Regions from separate parts of the Homo sapiens genome. Here region 2 is linked to region 1. A link is a loop called in an ENCODE intact Hi-C map of the cell type or tissue named here. Cell type or tissue: heart left ventricle. All regions are shown on one strand.

What was found. Hi-C counts contacts between places; a loop is a spot of excess contacts. Peaks named below come from ENCODE experiments on the same cell type or tissue, not always from the same donor. Only the 100,000 strongest peaks of a DNase experiment are listed, where the experiment ranks them.
Region 2: it touches region 1 in a loop (4-fold over the local background); 3 of 110 quality-filtered maps call a loop at or near these places.

Annotation. Positions count from the first base shown.
Region 1 is chr2:27,745,533-27,749,532 of GRCh38, reverse strand. No RefSeq gene overlaps it. Among named protein-coding and RNA genes, the nearest start is that of MRPL33, 24 kb to the left of the region's middle. RefSeq lists silencers at 165-365, 325-525, 485-685. In heart left ventricle, no CTCF peak of the experiment used is centred here; no DNase peak of the experiment used is centred here.
Region 2 is chr2:28,230,099-28,234,098 of GRCh38, reverse strand. The region is part of intron 7 of BABAM2 (BRISC and BRCA1 A complex member 2); the gene reads right to left. Among named protein-coding and RNA genes, the nearest start is that of BABAM2-AS2, 78 kb to the left of the region's middle. In heart left ventricle, no CTCF peak of the experiment used is centred here; no DNase peak of the experiment used is centred here; H3K27ac peaks cover 641 bases.

The DNA of each region.
Region 1 (4,000 bases):
TTTGTCCATCACATTCTCTGCAAAAATGCCCTACCCTACCTTTTCTGCTGGACAGATCCCATGTCAAAGTTCTGGTCTATGAATCCTTCCTTTGCAATCCCTCAGTGAATCCTTCCTTTGCAATCCCTCAATGAACCCTTCCTTTGCAATCCCTCACTGAACCCTTCCTTTGCAATCCCTCACCGAACCCTTCCTTTGCAATCCCTCAGTGAACCCTTCCTTTGCAATCCCTCACTGAACCCTTCCTTTGCAATCCCTCAGTGAACCCTTCCTTTGCAATCCCTCACTGAACCCTTCCTTTGCAATCCCTCAGTGAATCCTTCCTTTGCAATCCCTCACTGAATCCTTCCTTTGCAATCCCTCACTGAACCCTTCCTTTGCAATCCCTCACTGAATCCTTCCTTTGAAATCCCTCACTGAACCCTTCCTTTGCAATCCCTCAGTGAATCCTTCCTTTGCAATCCCTCACTGAATCCTTCATTTGCAATCCCTTGGTGAATCCTTTCTTTGAAATCCCTCAGTGAATCCTTCTGCAATCCCTCAGTGAATCCTTTTGCAATCACTTGGTGAACCCTTCCTTTGCAATCCCTCACTGAACCCTTCCTTTGCAATCCCTCACTGAACCCTTCCTTTGCAATCCCTCGGTGAACCCTTCCTTTGCAATCCCTCACTGAACCCTTCCTTTGCAATCCCTCACTGAATCTTTCCTTTGCAATGCCTCACTGAATCTTTCCTTTGTAATCCCTCGGCAGCATCAGGTGCTCTCTTCTTAAATCCACTCACCGTGGGCAGGAGCATCCATGCACTACTCATCTTTACCGTCACCTCAGCACTCAGCACCACAGCTGGCTCAGAGGAGACTCACCATCAACCCCTGTGGAATGAGTCCTCCTTTTTCAGAGAAATCAAGCTATGCCTTCATCTACTTAGGCAGCCCTGAACTTCCACACAGTGTATATTTCCATTTATAAATCACTGTTTGAAACTTGGAGCAAATTTCTCTGAAAGAAAGTCATAGATGATCATTATAATTAAGTTCTAGAATTGAACCCATAGATTGAACCCATAAGGTAGTCTATAGGGACTAAGTGTGTACTTTTTTGTGTTGTTACACATAGTGAATGAAACCATGCACGTGGAAATTCTTTGCAAATGCAAGTAATTATTATAATCATTAATTACAAACCTTATTATGAATATTATCGCCACCCTTTCCCCATCATCCTTCTTCCCCTCTTCTTCTTGTTTTGTCTGTCTTTTTGGCTTTCTCCTCTTTTCCACCAAGTCTCCCTTACATCTGGGTTTACTAGAATGTGATGGACTGGTGAGGAGCTCACATGCTAATTATAGCAGTGCTCCCTTGGGCAATGTGGTGCGTGGTGATGTGTGAACACACCATTTAAGGGATACCTCCTTGAAGCCAAAGTGGCTTCTGAGAACTTTGTCCACAGTGAGGAAGAATGTGGAGAACACGCTCTCCCACCAAAGGCAAGTCCTGTCTTTTACCCTGCCTAGGCAACCGCTTAGTGCAGAGATATTTGTAGAAGAGGATTTTGTCATCCAGGGGGTGGCTGGGATGCCTGCATCTTTTGTCATGGACCTCCAGAAGGACAACTGAAGGGAGGCCAGAGAAAAAGAACCAGAGAATCCGGAGCCTGGTGAAAACATCAACATGAGAACTGAGGTTTTAGTTTGGCAAAGCGAAGGCCGGGAATAGATCAAGACCTGTAAGAAGATGGTGACATAAAGATTTTTATGAAATCTTGGATGCTTGAAATAAATGTTTAGGGAACATTTAAAATAAATTCCTACTTCAGAGAGCAGAATGGTGGTTACTAGAGGCTAGGAAGGCAAGGAAGGAGGAGATGTTGACCAAAGGGTGCAAAGTTTCAGTTAGACAGGAGAAAGAAGTTTTCCAGGTCTGTTCCACAACATGATGACCATAGTTAATAATCATGTAGAGTATATTTTGAAATTGCTAAAAGAATTTTTTGTAAATGTTCTTACTACAAAAAATAAGGGTGTGAGGTGACGAATGTGTTAATCAGCTTGATATAATCATTCCACAATGTATGGGTATGTGTATAGTACTTGTATATGCATGTATTGTACTATATATATATATATATATATATATATATATATATATATATATACACACACACACACACACACACGTTGTACTTAAGGGGTACAATGTGATAGATATATATACACATATATAAATATATGTATAAACATATATACATAAATCACATTGTACCCCTTAAGTATATATAATTATGTGTCAATTTAAAAATAAAAATTTAAATTAAAAAAAAAATCTAGTTTTAAAAGTGGGTGGCTCACAACACGTGATGTCAGAGATACTGTAGATAACAAATTGACCATACATCTTTATCTCCTTTTTCTCCAAAGACCCACAAAAGTTTTTAAAGCATAAACCCATGAGAACTCTGAGAATGGGAGTGAGGACCTCAGTGGACAGAAGAACTTAGCAAATTTGGGGATGATAAAAAGTGGCTGCCATGGGGTAACTGACTTGAAAGGGCCCAAAGATGGCACTGATGATGAGGACTGAGCAGATCCTCCCAGAGAGCCCCGAGAGCTGGAAACCTGGAGGCAGCAGATTCTGCAGGAAGTGAGTTTGAAGGATAGGCTAAACCCTAGGGAAGCAATTGAAAGACATATATGAAGAAATTACAATTCCAGATCCCCTCCCAATCCCAAATAGTCAGGCAACTATGTCCCTGCACTTGATTGGAGGTTTTTTTCTTTACAGAAATAGAACCAGAGCACCCCCAAGTTCAAGGATCCCAGCCACAATAGGGCAGGTGCTGGCTGAGACCGGAGGAGGATTATGTTTAAGTCTACATGTTAATAGTGGACCCCAATGCCATGCTCCTTCCCTTACCCCATTCCCAGAAAAGGACTATCAGGTATATGTTCCCTGGCTAGAAGACTGGAGGATTCTTCACTGGAAAAAAACTGTTAGCCCCAGAGAAAAGTCCCCTGAAGATGGACTTTGTGTGCATGTGTAAACATTGGGTTTTACTGTAACAAAGCAACTTGTGCACTGTTAAGTTTAAAACTGAGCAACATCTTTCTTTTCCGGTGGAACACAAAGAAAATTTAAAAATAAACAGGAATGAAATTACAATAGAGAATGTCAATTCCAAATAAGATCCTACAGGCTCTGCTAATTCTCCCGTTGAGTGACAGGGCCCAAGTCATCATTGGGGGATAATTTATTTTAAAAGTATCGTCTTTGACTACAAGGATGTCTGTCAAACATCACAATTAAACATACCAAAGGAGAAGCCATGCTGTCAAAATGCCCCCCGACCCAAACATCTCAAACCTACCCTTCGGTGACCTTAAGGAGAGACTTTTATGGTCTCCCAATGAAATAGCCTCAGATTGAGACCTGCCAGTCAAATATCTGTCCATATAACAGAGTCACCAATCATTGTGATGCCTCACTATTCCATATGACTGGATAGCCCAGGATCACCAGAAATTTGCAAAAAGTATCCCACATGAAAGAGAGAGAGAGAGAGACCAAAACAAACAAACAGAAAAAAATGAACTCAAAGGAAATAGAAATGATGTAAAAAGAAACTTTAAAAAAAAATTTATGTGTATTTTTAACTGATAGTCTCAGAGATTTAAAAGAAGATACACAGCCATGAAAAAGGGCAGGATGATGTGAAGTAGAAATAATCAGAGGATGATAAAGAGCTCTTACAAATTAAAAATGTGGTCACTGCTGGGTGCAGTGACTTATACCTGTAATCCCAGCACTTTGGGAGGCTGAGGTAGGAGGATCACTTCAGCCCAGGAGTTTGAGGCTATAGTGAGCTATGATCATGCCACTGCACTCCAGCCTAGGTGACAGAGTGAGACTCTGTCTCTAAAAAGAAAAAAAAAAAGTGGTCAAAAGAGTAGGAAAATAAAGTTGAAGAAATCTCCCAGAAAGTAGAATAAAATGAGTGAAAGC
Region 2 (4,000 bases), 480 kb before region 1:
GGCTGTTTCTGCTGAAATATGTTACCTCCCTGAGAGGAGGGGGATTTTAATCATGGAAGACTACAGGGATGGGAAGAAACAGTAGGTCTGGCTATCAGGGAGCCAGGCCAGCATCCCAAATGATGAGGGGCTCCTAGAGGCTTCAGACCGTCACCAAAGTAGACACTGTGATGTACGGCTCATCTCCGTTTACAATTTCCCACACAGCAGCAAGCAGGAACTCCTCTTAATTTTGTTCATACCTCAGTACTCTCCCACCCCAACCACCAAACAATCAGATTCATTTGATCTCAAATGTGATGGACCAGACACTCTGGCAGGTCTGATTCTGAATGACTTGGTTGGCTGTCTGGGGTGAGCCTCAACAGGTGCAAAGCACTTTAGGCACTACGAAAGATAGTTTTAACTGAGAGTTTATTTTTTAAAGGACGTCATTTCACCCTTTATTTAACCCAGTAGTTTCTTAGCTTGTAAGCGTCCAAAATCTACATCCAGTGTCACACACTGATAAGTGCTGCTGATTCATGTATAAATATCAGCCTCATGGGTAAATATTTAACAAGCTTGCTATAGCCTGAATGCTGCCCTGATCATGCTGAATAAACTAAGTAAAGTGCCATGAAATAAAAGAGTCATTATGTTTTCAGAGGGTGCAAGATGGTGGTAAGGCCTTGTGATCTCTAATTCTTTAATATTCATGAATCAAAAAATATTGGGCTGAGCATGTACAACAGGAAACTCACCCTGTGCAGAGATTCCAGGGCTCACTCAAGACATTCCCGGGACTGCAGGGCTGGCTGAAGAGAAGGCAGGGCCTGACTAACCCACTAAGTGGCTGGGGAAGAATTATGAGGAGATGAAAGGGACCACTTGGCACTGATACTTCTGATCCCCAGAGTGGTGCGGGGAGGAAGCGGGTGAGAAGGAAATCCGTGTGGCAAGGGCTCAGGCTTAACCTGGGAGGAGAAAAGGGTGATAGGGCTGTTCTGATGAGAAGGTACCTTCTCTCTCTTCATGGAATAAAATAAAACATGAAATTAGTTGATCATTCTTAGAACTGAAACTTAATCTGTGGATATAAATTAGAAGGATGAGGCCAGAGTTTTAAAATCTTTTCCAGTGGTAGGGGTAATTAAATAGATGAAAATGAAACCAGAAAAGCATTTCCAGGTCAGTCTTGTTGGCTCTAAAACTCAAATGTAAGAACTGTCTATACTGAATGTATTAATACTAGTCTTTTCCATGCAAATGAAACTAATAGAGCCCTTTGTGAACTTCGGTCTGTCTGCAAATTATCACATCTCTCATGCAGTCATGAGCCACATGCAACATTTCAGTTAATGATGGACCCCATATATGACAGTGGTCCCATAAGATTACAATACCGTATGTTTACTGTCCTTTTCCTATGTTTAGATATGTTTAGACACACAAATACTTACCATTGTGTTACAATTGCCTGTAGTATTCAGTATAGTAACATGCTGTGTATGTTTGTAGCCTAGAAGCAATAAGCTCACCAGATAGCCTAGGCGTGTAGTAGGCTCTACTATCTACCTAGGTTTGGGTTGGTACATTCTATGATGTTTGCACAACGACAATACTGCTTAATGACACATTTCTCAGAACGTGTCCTGGCCATTAAGCAATGCATGACTGTATTGAAGACTTAACTTGGCTGCAACGTGACGGCATAAAGGAATTGTTTTTATTTTGACTTAGAAAAATGCAGGGAGTCAGCCTGTCTGAAAGCTTGGCTTGGGACAATGGGGTTTTGATTCTGACCCATTATGAAACAGCAACTCCCCTTCCTCCCACGTGGGGTTTTACCTTACTGGTCAAGTAAAATGAGCAAAACATAATTTAGACTGGAGAAAATCAGAAGGGCTAGTGATTCGCAATCATAATTCTTGCTTCTATCAAGTTTTCTTTCTTTGGTTCTACTCAACTTTCTCACCAGTTCAGTGGGATAGCACCACTCTCAAAGACACCTGACCAGGCACAGTGGCTTGGGCCTGTAATCCTAGCACTTTGGGAGGCTGAGGCAGGATGACTGCTCCGGGCCAGGAGTTTGAGACCAGCCTGGGCAACATAGCGAGATCCCATCTCTAAAAAAATTAAAAATTAGCCAGGCATGATCGTATGTGCCTATAGTCCCAGCTACTCAGGAGCCTGAGGCAAGAGGATCAGTTGAGGCCAGGAGTTGGAGGTTACAATGTGCCATGCTTATACCACTGCACTCTAGCCTGGGTGACTGATTGGGACTCTGTCTCTTAAAAAAAAAAAAAAAAAAAAAAAAAAAAAAAAAAAAAAGACATCTCTCTCAAAGCATTAGAATGGTTAGAGTACCAATTAGAGTTACATTAACACAAAAATAGCACCAAGCACTCCAAGAGAGACTTTACTCTAAAAGTCTTCTCTGTCCAAGGGTCATGACAAGGCGTTGTCAGAGACATTTGGGTCAGCCTTAGCATCCTGCTTTTGCCCCTGAATTGGGTTCTGAGGGAGAGGAAGTTGACCTGGCTGCCTCCTCCACAGTATGATTCAGGAGCCGTTGGAAGTTGAAGCATGGAAAGGGGAACATCCAGGATGTAGAAACAAGCAGCCTGCAGACTCCAAGCTAAGAGAAATCCTAAAGCAATGTGTGCTGCCTTCAATCCAATTCAACAAACACTAACTGTATGCCTAACTATGTCTAAGGACTTGAGTTTCCCATTCTGAACACACGACTAGGGTACCAACGATAAGTCCTTCCAAAGTAGAGGAATGCCAGGGACCTCAAGAATCTGGGGCACTCTGTAATACTAGATTATGTTTCCTGGTGGCCTGCCAGCAGAGCCATTACCATGAAACAACTCACTGTTATTTATTGAGCTCCCACTTTTGCCAGACACTCTACTGGGCATTTTGTGATCTCTAAACCTCACAACAACCCTGCCGTGTAGACCTAATTAGCCCCATTTACAGATGAGAAAACTGACATTCTAAGAGTCTAAGTATCTTATCCAAGATAACCCAGCAAGTAAGTTGTAGAGGTGGGCTTAAACCCAGGTCTTTCTGGTTCCAAAGTCTATGTCCTTTTTCATTAGGAATTCTTTCACAGAAAGATGAAGTAGAATTTTTAAAAGTCTAATCCCTACCAATATACTGAAATAGTAGAATAAGTGATTAAAATCGTCTTCAAAGCTTTTATACATAAAATTAATCACCTTGTCATCTCACTTTTTATCATCTTAAAGATACCATATGTCACAACAAAGTAACCTGGTGGGACTAAAAAAAAATCATTCATAGTTCTGAAAACCCAGAAGAACATAAATATTAAATTAAGGAGAGGCTCCAGTTTTGTTTTCTTACTTTCTTCTTCTTTTTTTTTTTTTCCTGAGACAGGGTCTTGCTCTGTTGTCTGTGTGGTGGCGTGATCACGGCTCACTGCAGCCTCAACTTCCCAGGCTCAGGTGATCCTCCCAGCTCAGCCTCCTGAGTAGCTGGAACCACAGATGTGCACCAACATGCCTGGCTAATTTTTTTTTTTTTTGTATTTTTAGTAGGGAAGGAGTTTCACCATGTTGTCCAGGCTGGTCTCGAACTCCTAGGCTCAAGTGATCTGCTGCCTTGGCCTCCCAAAGTGCTGGGTTTACAGGCGTGAGCCATCACGCCCGGACTTGTTCTGTTTTCTAGCTAAATCTTTTTTTTCTAGCAAAGCATTTTCTAGACCTGTTGTTAGCTCTCAACTCATTTTATAGATTCAACTTTGAGCCATCTCAAGAGTGTCAGTCCTTCAGTTAAACAAAATCAGGGTGTAATTCAATATGGAGAAAATTTAAGTGAGTACAATAGGACAAGAAAATAAAAGGAGATCAGAAAGACGAGTTAAGTACACCAGTGGAAGAAAATCTGGGTATTCACATGGAATCAGAGGCTCATGGAAGCATCAATTCAGACCTGGCTGTATTACATTTGTGACTAATCTAATATTTCTACTAAACACACTTTATAG